3 separate regions of the Homo sapiens genome follow, and regions 2 and 3 are each linked to region 1. A link is a loop called in an ENCODE intact Hi-C map of the cell type or tissue named here. Cell type or tissue: dorsolateral prefrontal cortex. All regions are shown on one strand. Each heading gives the region's core, and the rest is flanking DNA. Links, peaks and the distances in the headings are about the cores only. Region 1 has its middle 43 kb from the start of PTGIS. Region 2 holds the start of LOC105372652 (a long non-coding RNA gene). Region 3 overlaps LOC105372649 (a long non-coding RNA gene).

The links. Hi-C counts contacts between places; a loop is a spot of excess contacts. Peaks named below come from ENCODE experiments on the same cell type or tissue, not always from the same donor. Only the 100,000 strongest peaks of a DNase experiment are listed, where the experiment ranks them.
Region 2: it touches region 1 in a loop (13-fold over the local background); 15 of 110 quality-filtered maps call a loop at or near these places.
Region 3: it touches region 1 in a loop (2.2-fold over the local background); 76 of 110 quality-filtered maps call a loop at or near these places.

The regions. Positions count from the first base shown.
Region 1 is chr20:49,608,267-49,614,814 of GRCh38, forward strand. No RefSeq gene overlaps it. Among named protein-coding and RNA genes, the nearest start is that of PTGIS, 43 kb to the left of the region's middle. RefSeq lists an enhancer at 2,690-3,190 and a silencer at 2,916-3,035. In dorsolateral prefrontal cortex, for the core only: CTCF peaks have their summits at 853 (motif pointing left), 2,993 (motif pointing right), 3,192 (motif pointing left), 4,061 and 1 weaker place; DNase peaks (open chromatin) are centred at 2,995 and 4,045; H3K4me3 peaks cover 911 bases; H3K27ac peaks cover 930 bases.
Region 2 is chr20:49,768,864-49,775,411 of GRCh38, forward strand. It overlaps LOC105372652 (a long non-coding RNA gene), which reads right to left and starts at 6,508. Exons shown (of 3, transcript XR_936825.3): 1 at 6,365-6,508; 2 at 2,148-2,217. RefSeq lists enhancers at 1-510, 511-1,359, 2,987-3,625 and a silencer at 6,476-6,548. In dorsolateral prefrontal cortex, for the core only: no CTCF peak of the experiment used is centred there; DNase peaks (open chromatin) are centred at 3,528 and 4,796; H3K27ac peaks cover 1,375 bases.
Region 3 is chr20:49,331,085-49,337,632 of GRCh38, forward strand. LOC105372649 (a long non-coding RNA gene) reads left to right here. Exons shown (of 4, transcript XR_001754659.2): 1 at 1-371; 2 at 862-940. Among named protein-coding and RNA genes, the nearest start is that of SNORD12, 54 kb to the left of the region's middle. RefSeq lists an enhancer at 3,094-3,153. In dorsolateral prefrontal cortex, for the core only: CTCF peaks have their summits at 3,033 (motif pointing right) and 3,238; DNase peaks (open chromatin) are centred at 3,017 and 3,548.

The DNA.
Region 1 (6,548 bases), core at 837-5,836:
TGGTCTGCGTTCACCTCTAAGTCTCAGTGAATCAAGCTCCGCCATATGTCTGCCTCATCCTGCCTCCCTCCTCCCTTTCACTCCAATTTAGCCAGACTCAGCCATTGGGGTTCCCTGAACAGCCCCTGGGCCTTTGTACACTTTGTTCCTCCAGCCCGAAATGTCCTCTTGCTTCCATCTGGTAACCATGATTCCTCCCTGAAAAATCAGGTGGGCTTCCCCCTCTGCCCCAGGAGCATCCCCTGAGGCTGAGCCAAGCTCTGCCTTTCTGGGCTCCCCCAGCTCCCCGCTTCTCTGACATGGAAAGGTCATGGATGTAATAACTTAGACAAACTCTTGTGCTCTGCCACTGTCCACCTTCTTGGTCACAAATGTCTGCTTCCCTTCTTTCATGCAGGTACATGCACCCCTCTGCAAACGAGTCCACACACATGTTTTTACACAATCATGGCATGTGATCCGAAGGCATGAGATCTGCCTTCGTACATGCAACATGCAATGGTGGAACGGCATTACCTCTGGCTAGTGACCTCTCCTGGACTCAGCTATCACCTCTGCAGAAAGGGGGCAGTAACAGGACCTGCCGCACATCTGCTGTCATGAAGACCACATGAGCTAATATATGTGGGAAGCCCTTAGCACAGCGCCTGGGAGAGCATAAGCGCTCGATGCAAGGCAGAAGAAAGGCGTGTCCTGGTGTGACAGGGCCCTTCCGACCAGGGCTGGTACTAAGGTGAGAAAAGCGAGGTGCCTACCGTGCAAAATGTAAGGCAGCGTTCACTCTCAGAGCAGTGCACCTGCCGCTGGGTCCTCGGAGCCACAGAGCAGTCCCGCTCGCCCCCTGCTGGTCACTCTGCAGAATGACGTCCCTTCCCTCTGCTCTCAGGGGTCCCTGAGCCTCGGTTTCTTCACCTGTAAGGTGGGGTAGGAGAATCTGCCTCTCAGTTTGCAGGGCAAACAGGAGGCACTCCTCCAACATCAGTGTCCTCCTCTCAATGCCAGCACTTAATGAGCACCTACTATGTGCAAAGAAAGATGACTGAGACATGATCCCTACCCTTCAGGGGTTTAGCGAGTGGAGAGGGGAGGAGGTAGGCTGGGAACAGTGACTAAAGTAAGACACTTGTCCCTATGCAGCACCTACTGCTTACCCCAGAGCAGTCAGAACCACTGCCCTGGCATCTGTCCATCTGCATATGTTTACTAAGCACCTACTGTGTGCCTGAGCCCAGGCTCAGCTGTGGATTTACATGGATTAAGGGGTTTAATGCTGTCAGAACACAAGGTGGGTGTTCTTTTTATTCCTGTTGGGAAGCTGAGGGCCAGAGAGGTCATCTAGCCCATCCAAGCTTGCACAGCTTGTAGGTGGTGGAGGTGGAACCAGAACCCCCAAAGTTCTAATGTGAGGCTGGGATTTGTGCTCTTAAACCGCTATGCTGCTATTGGCAGATCCATCCATCCACCCATCCATCCACCTACCCATCCATCTATCCAACCATCCATCCATCTATCCATCCATCCCCATCCGTCCATCCACCCACCCATCCATTCATTCAACAAATATTCGTTGAGCACCTACTGAGTGCCAGACACAGTGCTGAGTGCTGGAGAGATGCCAGTGACCAGAAAGACACAGCCCATCCCTGCCCCCAGCAGCTGTTCACAAAGAGAGGATGGGCAATAAGCAAGACAAATAAGTAAAATATATGGCACTTGGTGATTCTTGCTGTATATAAAAATAGAGTAAAAGCTGTGCACGGTGGCTCACACCTGTAATCCCAGCACTTTGGGAGGCTGAGGCGGGAGGATCACCTGATCCCAGGAGTTTGGAACCAGCCTGGGCAACATAGCATAGTACAGACCCTGTCTCTACTAAAAACACAAAAAATTAGCTGGGCATGGTGGCTCATGCCTGTAGTCCCACCTACTTGGGAGACTGAGGTGGGAGGATTGCCTGAGCCTAGTCGAGATCGAGGCTGCAGTGAGCCGTGATTGTGTCACTGAACTCCAGTCCAGGTGACACAGCGAGACCCTTTCTCAAAAAGGCTGGGCGCGGTGGCTCACGCCTGTAATCCCAGCACTTTGGGAGGCCGAGGCTGGTGAATCACTTGAGGTCAGGAGTTTGAGACCAGCCTGGCCAGCATGGTGAAACCCTGCCTTTACTAAAAATACAAAAATTAGCTGGGCGTGGTGGCGTGCCTCTCAGGTACTCGGGAGGTTGAGGCACGAGAATCGCTTGAACCTGGGAGGTGGAGGTTGCAGTGAGCCGAGATCGCACCACTGCACTCCAGCCTGGGTGACAGAGCGAGACCCTGTCTTAAAAAAAAAAAAAAAAAAAAAAAAAAGGCAGCACAGAAGACTGAGAGGGTGGGGCTGGAGTGTGTTTCAATTTTAAATTAGGCCTTGAGGGCCATTGAGGGACCTTGGCTCTCATTGTGAGTGAGCTGGGAGTCATGGAGGGTTCTGAGCAGGGGAGGAGCCTGGCCTGACTTAGGCCCTTGCAGAATCACTCCACCAGGAGGCCAGAGTGTTAGGACCCAGGGTGGAGGCTGCGAGCTCGGGGAGGAGGTGACCGCACACAGGATGGCGGCTGGGCTTGGCGGGGCAGTGGAGTGGGGAGACAGAGTCTGGATGTATCCTGAAGGTGGAACAGACAGGATTAGCTGGTGGATGGGACATGTCGGTGGCAGACAGAGAGGAGTCGGGGATGAATGACTCCCTGAGCCTCTGGGGAGGGTGGAGCTGGCTGCCCTTAAGGCTAAGAAGGCTGTGGGCAGAGCAGGTTTCTGCGGGAGATGAGGAGTGGGTTGCGGATGCATTCACCCTGAGTTGCCTGGCAGTGTGGACGTGGAGTTTGGGTTTACCCTCGTGTTGACAGGTACACGCTCGCGGTGCGGTTATCACGCTGCTGCTGGTGTCACCACGCGGGCGCTGCAGGGACGGACCTTTCCCATCGCCAGGCTCTTCGGGGACTGCTGCAATGCCCCGTGCAGCCGCCAGGGAGCGCCCGAGCCGCACCCAGGACGCGCGGGGACCGGGTCATCCCGCGGGCTACCTGTGCGGGGCAGGACGCTTAGCCGCACCCTTGGCCTCCGACTACTCGGAGTCTGTTGCATTCCTCCTTCCCCCCGCGCGCCGTGTGACAGCCAAAACTGTCCCCAGACATTGCCAGGCGCCCCCTGGAGGGGAAAGTCGCCCCCACGGCAGTCAGAGCCATGGCCTGCGCAGCCACATTCATTTACTGAGCGCCTACTGTGTGCCTGCGTCTGGGCTCCGCAGGGGCTCACGGGGGTTTCTCCTTTTCATCCAGGTTTCTGTTCAGATGTCACCACCTCAGAAAGACCCTGTCCTAGACACGCTCCATTCAATGACCCGAAAGGATCTTGTTGAAATGTTAACTTATTACATTTTTGGGTTTTTGTTGTTGTTGTTTTTGGTTTTGCTTTGAGACAAGGTCTTGCTCTGTCACCCAAGCTGGAGTGCAGTGGCACAATCTAGGCTCACTGCAGCCTCAACCTCCTGGGTTCAAGTGATCCTTCCACCTCAGCCTCCAAGTAGCTGGGACCACAGGTGTGCACCACCACACCCGGCTATTTTTTTTTTTTTTTTTTTTTTTAGTAGAGACAGGGTCTCACTATGTTGCCCAGGCTAGTCTCAAACTTCTGGGTTCAAGTGATCCTCCTGCCTCTGCCTCCCAAAGTGCTGGGATTATGCCACTCTGCCTAGCCTTCTTTATTGTCTGTCTCCCCTACCCAGCAGACAAACCCCTGCCCTCTTAGAGTGCAACTTCCAGTGAGCCAGATGGTCACCTCTTTGAAGTGGTGGCATTTGAGTTGTGCCTTGAAGGATAGAAGCTGCCGATCATGGCAGAATTTGAAGAAAGGTCTTTCCTGGCAGAGGGAAAAGTCAGGGCGAAGGCCTAGGGGCTGCTCAAGTCCCTGCCTTAAGGCATTTAGAGCGTCCTGCCCAGTGGGTGATGGGTCCCCAGGCCACACACAGCTGCTGGCCGAGCGCCCCAAGTCATCAGGAAGCCATGTGGTGTGGACAAGGGCCAGGCAGCCTGGACACACAAAGGCCCATTGACAGCTGCATGGGAAAAGTCCAGGGCACCCAAGCCGGAAGCCCAAGGCTGGTCCCTCTTGTCAACTCCCAAGGAGCTTTGGGTGGGGACAATAGAAAAGCCAGACCTTCTCAGGAGACTCAAGTTTCCCTGGGGTGGGGCAAAAATGCAGGTGGCCTGGTCACTGGGACATGCAGGGCAGCTGTGTGAGGCTTTTGCAGTCCCCCAGCCCTGGTTCTAAGTCTAGCCCTGCCCCCTGCTAGCAGAGTGACCTTGGTCATGTCATGCTCCCTCTCAGACCCTAAGTTCCCTCATCTCTAACACAGGGTGAAAGCTGGGTGCAGTGGCTCACACCTGTAATCCCAGCATTTTGGGAGGCCAAAGTGGGTAGATCGCTTGAGTCCAGGAGTTTGAGACCAGCTGAGCAACATGGTGAAACCTCGTCTCTACAAAAAATACAAAAATTAGCTGGGCATGGTGGCACACGCCTGTAGTCCCAGCTACTCGGGAGGCTGAGGTGGGACAATCACTTGAGCTAGCAAGGTTGAGGCTGCAGTGAGCGAAGATCACGCAACTGCACTCCAGCCTGGGCAACAGAGCAACACTCAGTCTAAATAAATAAATAAATAAATACAATGGGGTGAAAAATAGAAGCAACCTTCCAGCAATGGTGTGAGACTGCCTGGGTAGAGTAGTGGGAACCAGGCCTGATTCAGCAGGTGTTTAAGAGCAGGTGGTCAGTTCCAGCAGTCAGCTATAGTGGCTGGCTGGAGTGGCCATCTGTGGCGGTCAGTAGTGGTGGTCGGTCATAGTAGTCAACTTTCATGGTCGGCTATCACGACACTAAGCATGAGGACCGTCAGGTGAGCATGGCTGGGGTGTTTGGTCAGACAGACCTGGGTTCCACAGGTCTCCTGCTTTCCAGTGTGGGGCAGATATGATCTCCTTTTTCCAAGCCTCTGTTCCTCCATCTGTAAGATGGGGATAATGAGAGCCCTACACAGGGCAATGACTGTGAAGCGCCCAGCACTGGGATTATAGAATGTTCCAGGGCTTTGGAGGGCAGCCTCAGAAGAGCAGGCCAAGGAAAGCGCAGGCCTCCCGACTGAAGGAGGTCTGCAGAGCCAGCAGGTAAAGAGTGGCTATAAACGAACAGGAGCTGGGCCTCCCTCCGCGGGCAGTGGGGACGCATGAGGGCATGTTCCCAGCCTGATAGCAGGAAGCATTTCTGGAAAAGCCCAGCTGAATAGTGAAGATAGCAGAGCAGGAATGTGAAGAACGCAGACCTGGGATCAGCTTGCTGGGCTCAAGTCCCCTGTACTAGCTGTGTGTCCTTGGGCAAGTTACTTGACCTCTCTGTGCCTTGGTTTCCTCATCTGTGAAACAGGGATAAGATCAACCTAACTAGGCTATGGGGTTGATGTGAGGTCCTGATGAGAGAATATTTCTACAAAGAATGACAGATAGGCTGAGGGCCTTAAACGATGACGCAGGCCAGGCATGGTGGTGTGTGCCTATAGTCCCAGCTACTAAGGAGGCTGAGGTAGGAGGATCGCTTGAGCCTGTGAGGTTGAGGCTACAGTGAGCCGAGATTGCACCACTGCACTCCAGCCTGGGTGACAGAGCCAGACCCTGTCTCAAAATAAATAAATGATGTTGGACTGAGAAAGCATCAACACTCACCCAGGCTCTGGGGGGAAGGTGGATGTGAGCAAGGCCAGGAAGAGCCAGGAGGAATAGGAGGCAACCCCTGTATGTTTGTGTGAGCGCAGCCAGGTGCCAGGGTCGGGGGCGGCAGGAGCAGAAACCCTGAGAATGTAAAACAATTCAGCAGCGGCCGGGCACGGTGGCTCACGCCTGTAATCCCAGCACTTTGGGAGGCCGAGACGGGCAGATCACGAGATCAGAAGATCGAGACCATCCTGGCTAACACGGTGAAACCCCGTGTCTACTAAAAATACAATAAAAATTAGCCAGGCGTGGTGGCGGGCGCCTGTAGTCCCAGCTACTCGGGAGGCTGAGGCAGGAGAATGGTGTGAACCTGGGAGGCAGAGCTTGCAGTGAGCCGAGATTGCGCCACTGTACTCCAGCCTGGGTGACTGAGCGAGATTCCATCTCAAAACAAACAAACAAACAAACAAACAAACAAACAAAAAATTCGGCAGCAGTGGCAATGGCCTCAGGGACTCTGAGAGCTACTAACACAGCCACCTGGACCCACATAGGAAAAGCAAGCATTCTGAGATCGGAAGTATGAACTTTGGCCTGGGACAATAGGGAGCCACTGAAGGTTTGGTAGTCAAGGGTCAGCCCCTCTTACCCTGAGAGTTGATATAACTAGGATACTCCACAGCTTCATCCCCAGCACCTACCTCGGGGCCTGCAACATAGTAGGTGCTCAGGGAAATGATTTTAAATGAAGAAATGCATTAATGGGTGAATGAGAAACTGGCTACTAAAAGCTGGCCTTATTTTGCCCTTCACCCAC
Region 2 (6,548 bases), core at 754-5,753, 160 kb after region 1:
TCCTGGATGAAACTGTTATTGGCCTTGTTTGAGTTCAAATGGTCATCCCTGAACCATCCCTGTACCTAAAAGAGGTATGGTGGTGTCATTGGTCAGACCTGAGTCTGACCCATCCTAGAATGGGGTTCAGGCCCACTTTAACCATATAGACTGAGACTGGGGAATGGGAAAGGTTTCATGCCTTTGTTTGGGCTCCCTCAGAAGCAGACTCTGAGATGAGGATTTGAGGTGCAAGTGGATTATTTGGGAGATGATCCCAGAAAGCACCATTAGGGGATTGAGGGAATGAGACAGAGAAGAGAAGCCTGCGGAAACAGGAAGTATTATCCAGCAAGTTACTACTGTGGACAACTGGAGCACAATCCCATCAGGGAACTCTGGCAGCCAGTGTAGAGCATTGTTTTAGTCTATTTTGTGCTGTTATGATAGAATACCACAGACTGGGCAATTTAAAACAATAGAAGTTTATTTGGCCCATGGTTATGGAGGCTGGGGAGTCCAAGGGCATAGTGCTGTCATCTGGCAAGGGCCTTCATGCTGCATCATTCATGGTGGAAGGTGAAAACGTAAGAGAAGGTGAGGGTGAACAAGAGATTGAACTCGCAGCCGCAAGCCCTTTCACAACTGGCATTAATCCATTCTCATGAGGGCTCCATTAGGCTCCACTCCCCAGCACATTTGAATTGCGGATTAAGTTTCCAATACATGCTTTTGGGGGGACACATTCAAACCATAGCAAACATAGACCTCAATGTTATCCCATCTTAGTGCTGAGGGAGCTGGGGTATTCATCTACCAACTTCTGTCAGTCATTGTCTGACAGTTGCTAGCAGGAGAGTTTTTGCCCAGAACTTCCAGCATGGAAGAGCATGGTCCCTGCTGGTCTGAGAAAGTCCTCAGACAAAGAGACGAAGCTTGGGCCAGCGTGCATTGAAGGTTAGGACAATGGCCAGGGCACCTATAGCCTTTGCTTCATTGTCTGAAGGAAAATTGGGGTGCTATGATCAGAAGAAGGCACTGATGTTGCACAGGTCAAACAAACATGTTCATTCAAGGAGTGAATCGGTTGGCCCATTCATCGTCTGAGTCCATTAACCAAGCAATGGCAAGGAAGGGTATACTCTGTTGCTCTAAGGAACTGGCATGGAAGCTGCACTTGGCACTTTTGTTCACATCTCATAGGCCAGGATGTGATCAGATGGCCATATCTACATGTGGGGAAATGTAGCTTTTGACTGTCCAGCCAAATCTCAGGGATTATGGCTAGGTGTGGTGGCTCACTCTTGTAATCCCAGCACTTTGAGAGGCTGAGGTGGAAGGATTACTTGAGCCTAGAGGTTTGAGACCAGCCTGGGCAGCAAAGTGAGACTCTTGCCTTTACAAAAAAAAAAAAAAAAAGTTTAAAGTAGCTGGGCATGTTGGCACATGCCTGTAGTCCCAGCTACTTGAGAGGCTGAGGCAAGGAAATGCTTGGGCTCAAGAGTTCAAGGCTGCAGTGAACTATAATAGTGCCACTGCACTCTGGCCTGGGTGACGGAGTGAGACCCTGTCTCGAAAAAAAAAAAAAAATTACAGAGATTCTGCTACTTAAAGAAGGGGAAGGAAGGGCCAAATGTTTTTTCCTGGCAAGACTTTGTGTCTATATTTCAGAAGGAATGCCTTCCCAGTGGACTTCAGCCTACATCTCATTTTCCTGAACCATGTCTCACTGCCTCCACTGGAGAACCAAGTATTTAGCTTCCTGGTCTCTCTAATAGAAGAAGGCAAGGGGAAGGGGATTGGGAGTGGGCAGTTTGGGCAGGAAGATCAACCATCCTGATTTGCCTGGGACTAAAGATATTCTGGAGACATGGGATTTTCAGTGGTAAAACCAACCTCCAGGATCTGCAGCCACACCCTATGTAGCTTGAGACCTTAACTCCAGTTGGAGAAATGTTATCTTCTCTGTCACCTCCTCCTCCTAACAACCTTCTCTCTCTGTTCATCACTTCCTCTTCAACTAAAAGGTGGCCAGGTCCTCTGCTATGCCCTACATCCACTTACACTCTGTCCTCATGGTTGGACCTCCTTGGACCCCAACTCTGCCCTGACTTCTGGGAACTTCAGTGGTGCCAGAGCCTCTGTCCAGCTCTCAGCATCTCCCTTACCTCCACCATCTTGTTTCCGGCCATCTTGCGTCCTTGGAGTCCAGAGTTTGCAAAGGTGGAAATGGAGAAGCTGGAGAGAGAAAGCGCTTGCTGGTCTCACTGAAACAGTCAGGACTCAAACTCTCAGCCCAAGGCTCTTCGCTCTGCACCCCTCAAAACCTTTGGTGCCTGTTATTCAACTAGCTTGACATTTCTCCAGCTCTGAGGTGATACCTCTCTCCAAGATGCCTGCAGTCAGAGGGCAGGGGGCGTGGCACAGAGTGGGGCCTCAAGAAACACTGCAAAATACCTCTAGGGCCCCTTTCTGGCTCTCAAATGATCTCGGTACGACTTGACCTGACCAAACAGAAAGAATTCAGGCTCCCTCCTCAAACCTGTTCCCCTACCACCTCCTAAGCGGTAGGGGTGGTTTGGACCCCAATAATGACATTTTTATATAACTTGGAGTTTATTATTTTTTCTTTTTCTTTTCTTTTTTTTTTTTTTTTTTTAAGACAAGAGTCTCGCTCTGTCACCCAGGCTGGAGTGCAGTGGTGCTATCTCGGCTCAATGAAACCTCCACCTCCCAGGTTCAAGCAATTCTTGTGCCTCAGCTTCCTGAGTAGCTGGGACTACAGGCATGCGCCACCGGGCCCGGCTAATTTTTGTATTTTTAGTAGAGACAGGATTTTGCCATATAATTTGGAGTTTCACAACACCAGCACTATTTAGATTTTGGGCCAAATAATCCTTGAGTGGGGGTGGGGGTGGGGGCTGTCCTGTTCACTGTAGGAGGTTTAGGGGCAGGCCTGACCTCCACCCACCAGATGCCCAGAGAACCCTCCTCCCCAGTTATGTCAGTGCCTCCAGACATTGCTAAATGTCCCCTGGGAGACAAAAATCACTCCTGAACCACTGATCTAGACGGTCAATATTTTCTTAATATAAAAAGTGGGGCTGGGCGAGGTGGCTCATGCCTGTAATCCCAGCACTTTGGGAGGCCGAGGCAGGTGGATCACGAGGTCAGGAGATCGAGACTATCATGGCTAACACAGTGAAACCCCGTCTCTACTAAAAATACAAAAAATTAGCCAGGCATGGTGGCGGGCGCCTGTACTTCCAGCTACTTGGGAGGCTGAGGCAGGAAAATGGCGTGAACCAGGGAGGCGGAGGTTGCAGTGAGCAGAGATTGTGCCACTGCACTCCAGCCTGGGCGACAGAGGGAGACTCCGTCTCAACAACAACAAAAGGGCGGGGGGAGCAACAAGCAACTTCAGAAAACGAAGTCCCTTTCAATGAGTACCCACCTTCTGTGGAAAAACCTCAAGCTCACTACTCAAATGCAGCTTGGAACAAAGGCTCTGGCAACCCTGCCATCCAGCTGGCTTCTCTCAGTGAGTCACACTCAGAGATTTCTGGCGTCACTGCCACTCTCCCCACCCCCTCTCATGCAGAACAATGGGTCTCACTCTGGCTCTGACCTTCTTCACACCCAGCACTTTACTCCATTTTCCTGGACTGGGAAAGCCCTTTATGTTGTGGGCAACTTTGTTTGTGCTAAGTCAACAGAAAATGCTTCTTGGCCTCTACCCTCCTGAGAGCACATGGTGCATTAATAAGTTTAACCCAGAGTTTCCCAACCTTGGCGCTACTGACATTTTGGGCTGGCTCATTCTTTGCTTCGGGGGCTGTCCTGTGTGTTGTCTGATGGTTAGCAACATCCCTGGCCTCCATTCACAGATGCCAGGGGCAACACCACACCTGGTTGTAACCAAAACTTTCTCCAGACATTGTCAAATATCCTCTGGGGAAAAAAAAATCACCCTCGGTTGAGAACCGTCGTCAACTCCTACTAGGAACCACTGAGGTTAGTAATATTTTTATTATTATTATTATTATTTATTTTTTTATTTTTTGAGACAGTCTTGCTCTGGTACCCAGGCTGGAGTGCAGTGGCACTATCTTGGCTCACTGCAACTTCTGCCTGCCGGATTCAAGCGATTCTCCTGCCTCATCCTCCCGAGTAGCTGGAATTACAGATGTCTGCCACCACGCCCGGCTAATTATTTTGTATTTTTAGTAGAGACAGGGTTTCACCATGTTGCCCAGGCTGGTCTCGAAATTCTGACCTCAAGTGATCCACCTGCCTCGGCCTTCCAAAGTGTTAGGATTACAGGTGTGAGCCACTGTGTCCAGCCATATTATTATTATTTTAGAGATGAGGAAATCAGGATTATGGAAGTGTGATGACTTGTTCAGGTATAAGGGGCAAAGTCAGGAATTGGAATTTCTCCCAAGCCAGTGATTTTCTTTTCCTTTTTTTTTTTTTTTTTTTTTTTTGAGATGGAGTTTCACTCTTGTTGCCTAGGCTGGAGTGCAGTGGCATGATCTTGGCTCACTGCAACCTCGGCCTCCCGGGTTCAAGCAATTCTCCTGCCTCAGCCTCCCGAGTAGCTGGTATTATAGGTGCCTGCCACCACACCCAGCTAATTTTTTGTATTTTTAGTAGAGACGGGGTATCACTGTGTTGACCAGGCTGATCTGGAACTCCTGACCTCAGGTGATGCACCTGCCTCGGCCTCTCAAAGTGCTGAGATTACAGACATGAGCCACCGCGCCCGGCCTAAGACAGTGATTTTCAAATTCGCTAACTGATAAACGTCACTGGGGCCCTTGCTAACAGAGGCCTGGCCCCATGCCAGACCCACTGCATCAGAACCTTTAGGAAAGGGGCCAGGAGTTCTATATTCTCTACAAGATTCCTTTCCTGACAACCTGCAAACATCAATATTTAACAGCCAATATTCTCTGTTTTTATAGCTTTTCTCACATGAGCCCCCACTGTTTATTTTTTACCTTTTGTTGTTGTTGTCGTTATAAATGAGACAGAGTCTCATTATGTTGCCCAGGTTGGTCTCCAACTCCTGGGCTCAAGTGATCCTCTCACCTTGGCCTCCCAAAGTACTGGGATTATAGGTGTGAGCCACTATGCCTGGTCTTTTAAATTTTTTTCGAGTTGGGGTGCACTGGCTATTCGTAGGAGTGATCATGGCACACTATAGCCTTGAACCCCTGGCCTCAGCCCCAGAAGCTGGGACTACAGACACACGCTCAGGGTGTCCAGCTTGCCATTCCCACTTCAGAGAAGAAACTGAAGCACACAGAGATTGTGACTTGCCCAAAGCCATTCAGAAAGTGAGAATAGGCCGGGTGCAGTGGCTCAAGACTGTAATCCCAGCAGTTTGGGAGGCCGAGGTCGGAGGATCACTTGAGCCCAGGAGTTGGAGACCAGCCTGGGCAACATGGCAAAACTCCATCTCTACAAAAAATACAAAAATTAGTCGGGTATGGTGGCACTCACCTGTAGTCCCAGCTACGTGGGAGGCTGAGGTGGGAGGATTGCTTGAGCATGGGAGGTCATGGCTGCAGTGAGCAATTATTGCACCAGTGCATTCCAACCTAGGTGACAGAGGGAGACCATCTCAAAAAAAAGAAAAAAAAAAATGAGGCTGGGCACGGTGGCTTAGGCCTGTAATCCTAGCACTTTAGGAAGCTGAGGCAGGCGATTGCCCGAGGTCAGGAGTTTGAGACCAGCCTGGCAAACATGGTAAAACCCCGTCTCTACTAAAAATACAAAAATTAGCTGGGCGCGGTGGCACATGCCTGTTAATCCCAGCTACTCGGGGGGCTGAGGCAGGAGAATCACTTGAACCTGGGAGGCAGAAGTTACAATGAGCCGACATTGGACCACTGCACTCCAGCTTGGGTGACAGGGCGAGACTCTGTCTCCAAAATAAAAAAGTGAGAAGAAAAATAAATAAAATTTAAAATAACAAAAAGTAAGAAACAGAAACATACACACACACAAAAGCAAACAAAAGAAAACAAGAAAAGGAAAAAATGAAACAAACTAGAAAAAACAAAATGAGAAGAATGTAGACTGTCATCATGTGCCTTGGCCATCCCTCCAGGAAGATGTCTTGGAGCTGGGATTCGTGGATAAACAAGATAAACAAGATGTATACATTTTCCTGTGTGCTTGCAGCTACACACACACACACACACACACTTGTGCATGCATTTGGACACACAAACACTGGGGCCAGAGAGAGGCCCAGCCTCCCCTTAGACACATTGTTGTCCAATGTCCCCCACCCCCAGTTGGGGTTCTGTAAGTAAAAAAGAAGGAACAGGATGAGTATTCAACAGGCAACCTTTAGGTTTTCCATGGACCTCACCTCATTTGATAGACAGAAAAGTTTCTACAGCAAGTTCATTGGCAGGACTAGGCCTTGAGCCCACTCCCTGGGACAGCGGACTCCACACCACCTGTTACAACTGGAGATTGAGTGTCTGCCGGAAGCTGTTTCCTGGGGAACTGCAGCCAGCTGCTGGCCACACAGGAGCTCTTTATCCCCCACC
Region 3 (6,548 bases), core at 492-5,491, 280 kb before region 1:
TCCACCCATCCATCTTTCTACTCATCTCTCTGTCTCTCCTTTTCTTCCAGCCTCTCATCTTCCCATTTATCTACCTATTATACATCCATTCTTCCTTTCTTCCATCATTTCAGCTATCTATCCATTTATTCATTTAGTCATTGACTTTAAACATTTTATTTTCTTCTTTTAAAATTATTTAATTAATTTTTTGCCTTTCCTATGGTGCTGATAGTTATTGACTCTTTTTTCTTTGTTTTTTTTTTTTGTTTGTTTGTTTTTCTGTTTTTTTTTTGTTTTGTTTTTTTGAGTCTAGGTCTTGCTGTATTGCCCAAGGCTGGAGGACAGTGATGCAATCATGGCTCCCTGCAGCCTTGATCTTCTGAGCTCAGGTGATCCTCCCCTTTTAGCTTCCCAGGTAGCTGAGACTACAGGTGCACGCCATCACATCTGGCTAATTTTTGCAGGATGAGGTTTCACCATGTTGCCTAGGCTGGTCTCAAATTTTTGGGCTCTAGCAATCCTCCTCCCTCGGCCTCCCAAAATGGTGGGATTACAGGCATGAGACATTGCTCCTGGCTGACTAACTCTTTTATCTACTCTATTAAAAAAATCATTCACTTATTCATTCAGCAAATCATTCATTCAAAAAGAATTTTTGAGACCACACCAGGCCCTGAAGTCTCAGAGATAACTATGATCCTGCTTCCAGCACTATAAAGGGCACTGGTAGGGATTATCTACCCAGTTCAAAGATCCTACAGTCTCTTTAGGGCTGTCTTGTAAGTGACTTGGATACCAGAGGTACCAAGCTCGGTGTCCCTATGGTGCCATAGCCTGGGATGTGGTCCGCCCTAACTCTGTTTTCTCCTTGACCCACAGTCCCTGCTTTGATAACCACAGGCAGCTACGGGAAAGAGTGGGAAAAGTGAGATAGTCCCAAGAAACAGGCAACAGCAGGGTAAGTGAAAATCAATCAACCTAAAGTCAAACTAAAATTTGTGAACATGTTTCCTTGAACTAAGTTTCTTTTTTTTCTTTTTCTTTTTTTTTTTCTGGAGATGGAGTCTTGCTCTGTTGCCCAGGCTGGAGCTCAGTGGTGTGATCTCAGCTCACTGCAACATCCGCCACCCGGGTTCAAGCCATTCTTGTGCCTCAGCCTCCTGAGTAGCTGGGATTACAGGCACACACCACCACGCCAGGCTAATTTTTGTATTTTTAGTAGAGACGGGGTTTCATCATGTTGGCCAGACTGATCTCGAACTCCTGACCTCAGGTGATCTGCCTGCCTCAGCCTCCCAAATTGCTGGGATTACAGGCGTGAGCCACCGTGCCCGGCCCAAAATTTCATTTATCACGTCTTTCTCTTACTTTGGCAACATCCATATCTCCCCGTTTGTCACCTTGTTACACCTGCAAGCTCATTAACATGGATTTTAAAGTCCCCAATGATTGGTCTCCATTCAACTTCATTCATTCACCCATTCATTCAACTTTGATTGAGTGCCTACTATGTGACAGGTACTGTGCTAGTCCTTGGGTTATGGCAAGGAACAAAAAAGACAGAAATACTTGGTCCTCATTGAGTGGACAGTCTAGTGGGAGGAGAGAGACAAAAAACAAATAACATGTTGGAGCCTAAGTGCCATGGAGAAGATAAAGCAGGGAAGGGGGTAGGGGTGCCCTGAGAAGGTGACATTTGAACTAAGATCTGGAGGAGGAGATCTGGGGGAAGAGTGTGCCTGGAAGAGGGAAACAGCAAGTGCAAAAGTTCTGGGGCAGGGCATGCCTAGTGTGTTCAAGGATCAGCAAGAAGGCGGGTATAGTTTGAGTGCAGGGAGAGAGTAGGAAATGAGGTTGAAAAGATAACAAGGTAGGAGGTAGATCCTGTGGGGCCTGTAGGCTGTGTTGAGGAGTTGCGCACTTTCTCTCATGAGGTGGGAGTCATGGTAGGGTTTTTAGCAGAGGAGTGACATGATCTGACTTAAGTCTTCACAGGATTCCTTGGGATCCTACTTGGACAATGGATAGAGGAGAAGCAAGGGGGTAACTCGGGAGACCAATGAGGAGGCAATTGCAGTGGTCCAGGCGAGGGAAGAAGGTGGTTTGGACCAGGGTGGTTTCGTCGTACCTTGTGAAGGATGGATTGTGGGGACTGGCGACAGATCAGCGTGTTGTGGGATCGCGGAGCTGAGGTCAAATTTCCAGGACAGTGCCTGGCTCATGATAGGTACTCAGTAAATATCAGTTGAAAGAATAAGGTCTGAACTAAGTCAGTGGCAATGGAGATGGACAGGAGAACTAAAAGGGTTAGGATTCTTTTGATTGCAAGTGACAGAAACTTAGCTCAGACTGCGTCAAGTGAAAAGGTGAAGTATTGGTTTAGATAACCGGGAGGGAAGTTCTGAAATAACATTACTTCAAGCAGGGCTGGCGCCAACGGTGTGTGTAAGGCCGTCAGGGCTGGCTCTCGTCCCCTCTCTTTCTGTCACTCGCTCCATGGGTTGACTTTATTCTCAAGCAGGCTCTTTCCCTGTGGTGGTCAAGATGGGCATCTTGCAGAGATTGTGGGGATAAGCAGCCCCACATCCTCCCAGATCAGTAACCCCAAAAGTGTCCTCTTGGAAGTCTCAGCGGATCATATCTGGAGGAGACCCCGATTGGGTCTGCTTGGATCCTGGGCCCATCCCTGAACCAGTCGTCGTGGCCAGGAAGATGGGGAACTCTGGTCGGTCAACTCCAATCACATACCCGCCTTAGTGGCAGCTGTGGGAGCCACGGCCAGGCCGGCTGAGTGATGGCCCCTCCAAGACCATAGGGCGAGGGCAAGAAGTTTCCAAACAAACTGCCAAAAGGGGAAGAGAAATTGTATGGGGAAGACGCAATTTCTAGTTATCACAGACTTCTGGTAGGGGACAGATTCCCGAGGGGATATGGGGGCAGATCAGAGAGGGAAGGACTGGGGATGGGCTTTCGGCTGCACCTGGAAGAAAACCGTGGGCTCCTCTGGCCACCAGGGGGCAGCAGATTCACACAGAGTCATTCACGAGTCCTTGACACGCCGCGTCTCCTCCAGCAGGGGGTGCTATTTACTGCTCCTTGTAGAAAAAGTTGGGTGGAAGTAAAATTTGGCAAATTCTGGGTCTTATTTCAGATACCCTTGAATGGGGGGGCTTTCCTTTTAAAGAATTCTCATTGCAAATCTTTTTTTCTTCTGTTTTTTGAGACCGAGTCTCACTCTGTTGACCAGGCTGGAGTGCAGTGGCGCCATCTCAGCTCACTGCAACCTCTGCCTCCGGGGTTCAAGCCGTTCTCCTGTCTCAGCCTACCAAGTAGCTGGGACTACAGGCGCGAGCCACCACGCCTGGCTAATTTTTGTATTTTTAGTAGAGACAGGGTTTCATCAAGTTGGCCACTGCAGTGAGCCACCGCGCCTGGCCTTTTTTTTTTTTTTTTCCCTCTTTTTTTTTGAGGCAAATCTTTTTCTTTTCTCTTCTTTTTCTTTCTTTCTTTTTTTTTTTTTTTGTGGCAAATCTTTTTAATAAAATAGGATCTTTTGAAAGAACGTGCCGGGCGCGGTGGCTCACGCCTGTAATTCCAGCACTTTGGGAGGCTGAGGTGGGTGGATCACCTGAGGTCAGGAGTTCAAGACCAGCCTGACTAACATGGAGAAACCCCGTCTCTACTAAAAATACAAAATTAGCCAGGCGTGGTGGCACATGCCTGTAAATCCAGCTACTCGGGAAGCTGAGGCAGGAGAATCACTTGAGTCAGGGAGGTGGAGTTTGTTGCGGTGAACCGAGATTGTGCCATTGCACTCCAGCCCGGGCAACACCAGCAAAACTCCGTCTCAAACAAACAAACAAACAAACAAAGAAAAGAAAAAACACAGTGGAGAGCTTAAGAGTATCTATTTAGGCTTATTTTCAGCAGAGATGGTTCCATTTTACATCCCACTGCTTATTAGGTATGTGGCCTTGGGCGAGTTTTCTCTCTGATCCTCCGTTTCCTAATCTGTAAACTAGGGGAAACACCTACCTTGCAGGGGTTCCATATTCCATCGGCCCCAATGACTTATTTAACATTTTAAAAACTGAGCTGGATATAATTCTAGGAGTTGGACCCAACAGTAAACAAAACAAATGAACATTCCTGGCATTATGGAGCCAGCCTTCTAATGGGGAAAACAGATGAGAAATAAAACACTCAGTCTTTTGGATAAAGTGCTTAGAATAGGGTCTGCCTGGTACATGGTAAACCCTGAATAATGTTAACTTGAAAAGCAGAAGTTGAATCTTGTTGTATGCAACCTGTTGAGGCCAATTGGGTTGCACAAAAGATTCCTGTATCAGGGAGAAATTGTACCAACCTGGGCCTAAGATAGGGCTGGATGTACAGTAGGTGCTTCATAAATGCTCATGGGTACTTGAGGTGGTATCTCCCTGTGTGGCTGCAGGTACTGTGTCCAGTTCCAGTTGGGGTCCATTCCAGGGAGCTGCGGGCAGGCGAGGGCACCCCATGCCCAGTGGACAAGGTATCTGAGTCAGGGCCACACGGTCTGTGTGAGGAGTGAATGGCCTGCCCAGGACACCAGGAGCCGGCGCTGCTACGGGGACGGTGGTGGGGCCAAAGGGTGAGCGACAGGACTCGGGCATGGGCAGGTGTGGCTGTAGAGCCCAGGGCATCTCTGCTGCCTGAGATAGCACCCTGGGAGAGAGATGCTGCTCCCTGGCCAGGGCGGGGGCCAGCAGGGTCCCAATCCCAGGGTCCAAAGAGACCAGCCAGTTAGGAGCCGGACTCCTGCCACTTCCGGTGGTGTAAACTTGGGCAAATCTCATCACCTCTCGGATCACTAAGTGCCTCATCTGAAGATACAGATAATGAGAGGACTTCCCCATCGGTCAGGGGTGAGGGCTAAGTGAGATTGTGCAAGGTGAGGACCTAGGACAGTTTCTGACATCCAGAAAGTATCCAAGAAAAGGGAGCTTGCATGGTCATTGAACCCTCACGAGTCCCTTAAAGGCCAGATTTGGTTACTCTCATTTTATAGATGGGCAAACCAACTCAGAGAGGCAGTGTGACTTAGTCAAGGTCACACAGCAGGGTTTGACCCAGATTTGGCTTACATTATCCCTCTAGACTGCCTCCCGTGGGGTGAGGGTATCTTGGAAAGCACTTCACACATACTAATTATAATACTGGCTTACATCGATTGAGCGCTTCCTATGAGTTGAGGATTATTCCAAGCTCTTTATATTCCTTCATTCATTCAGTGTTGAGCATGTGCTAGGTACTGTTCTGGGCACTAGGGATTCTGCAGTGAAGAAAACAGCTGAGGTCCCTTCCCTTATGCAGACAGTAAGGTCCCTTCCCTTATGCTGGGAGGAGGCAGACATCGGGCAAATAAATCTATAATTTGTCAGATGGGAGATGAATGTTAGGAGAGAAAGCAGAGTAAGGATGATGTCCTGGGGGTTGTTAATTTTTTTTTTCTTTTCTGGGTCTTGCCCTGTTGCCCAGGCTGAAGTGCAGTGGTGTAATCCCAGCTCACTGCAGCCTCAACCTCCTGGGCTCAGGTGATCCTCTCACCTCAGCCTCCCGAGTAGCTGGGACTACAGGATGCACCACCATGCTTGGCTAACTTTTGTATTTTTTGTAGAGACGGGGTTTCACCATGTTACCTAGGCTGGTCTTGAACACCTTGGCTCAAGCGATCTGCCCGCCTCAGCCTCCCAAAGTGCTGGGATTATGGGTGTGAGCCACCGTGCCCAGCCATTATTTTTAAAAGCCTGATCAAGGAGGGTAACAGAAAGGAGGTGATATTTGGACGGACACCCAAAGGAAATGAGGGAGGAGCCATGTGGATCTCTGGAGGAATAGCTTTCCAGGCAGAGGGACGGCGAGTGCAAAGGCCCTGAGGTAGAGCGTGCCTGCTGCACTGAGGAGCAAGAGAGGCCATTGGGCAGGAGCAGAGTGAGTGAGGGAGAGCGTAGAAGGAGGTGAAGTCACACTAACACACCGTATGCCAATGAAACATTGCAAGAATCTAACATGGATACTTTTAGGATCTCTGCTTTCCAGATGAGTTGACTGAGATACAAAGAGGTGCCCAAGGTCACATACCTAGCAAATGGCAGAAATGAGATTTGACCCTGAACTGCTCAGACCCCCAAGCCAAGCTCTAAACTCTAGTCTAGACTGTTTCTTACTGAACATGCTTTTCCGGTGCAGGGATTATCACACTGTTGGAATATGAGCTCTCTCTGGGGTCTGTACAGGGAGTTCTACCATTTCCAAGGGTGTTAATTTCCTTCTTTTAAAAATTAAGCAGCCCTGATCACTGTAAACTTAGAACAGGGAATGCCAAGGCCAGTTAGGGTGTTAGGGAGAAACGCATTTAGGCAGGAGGCATTGGATTACACAGATCTGGGTTCAGATTCCACCTCTGGCCCTGATTGGCTATGTGACTCTGGGCAAGGCCTGCACGTGACCCGGACAGTCACCACCACGTACGATTGTGGGGAGCACCCACAATTTTGCACAGCACCTGACCCCTTGTAGATACCCAC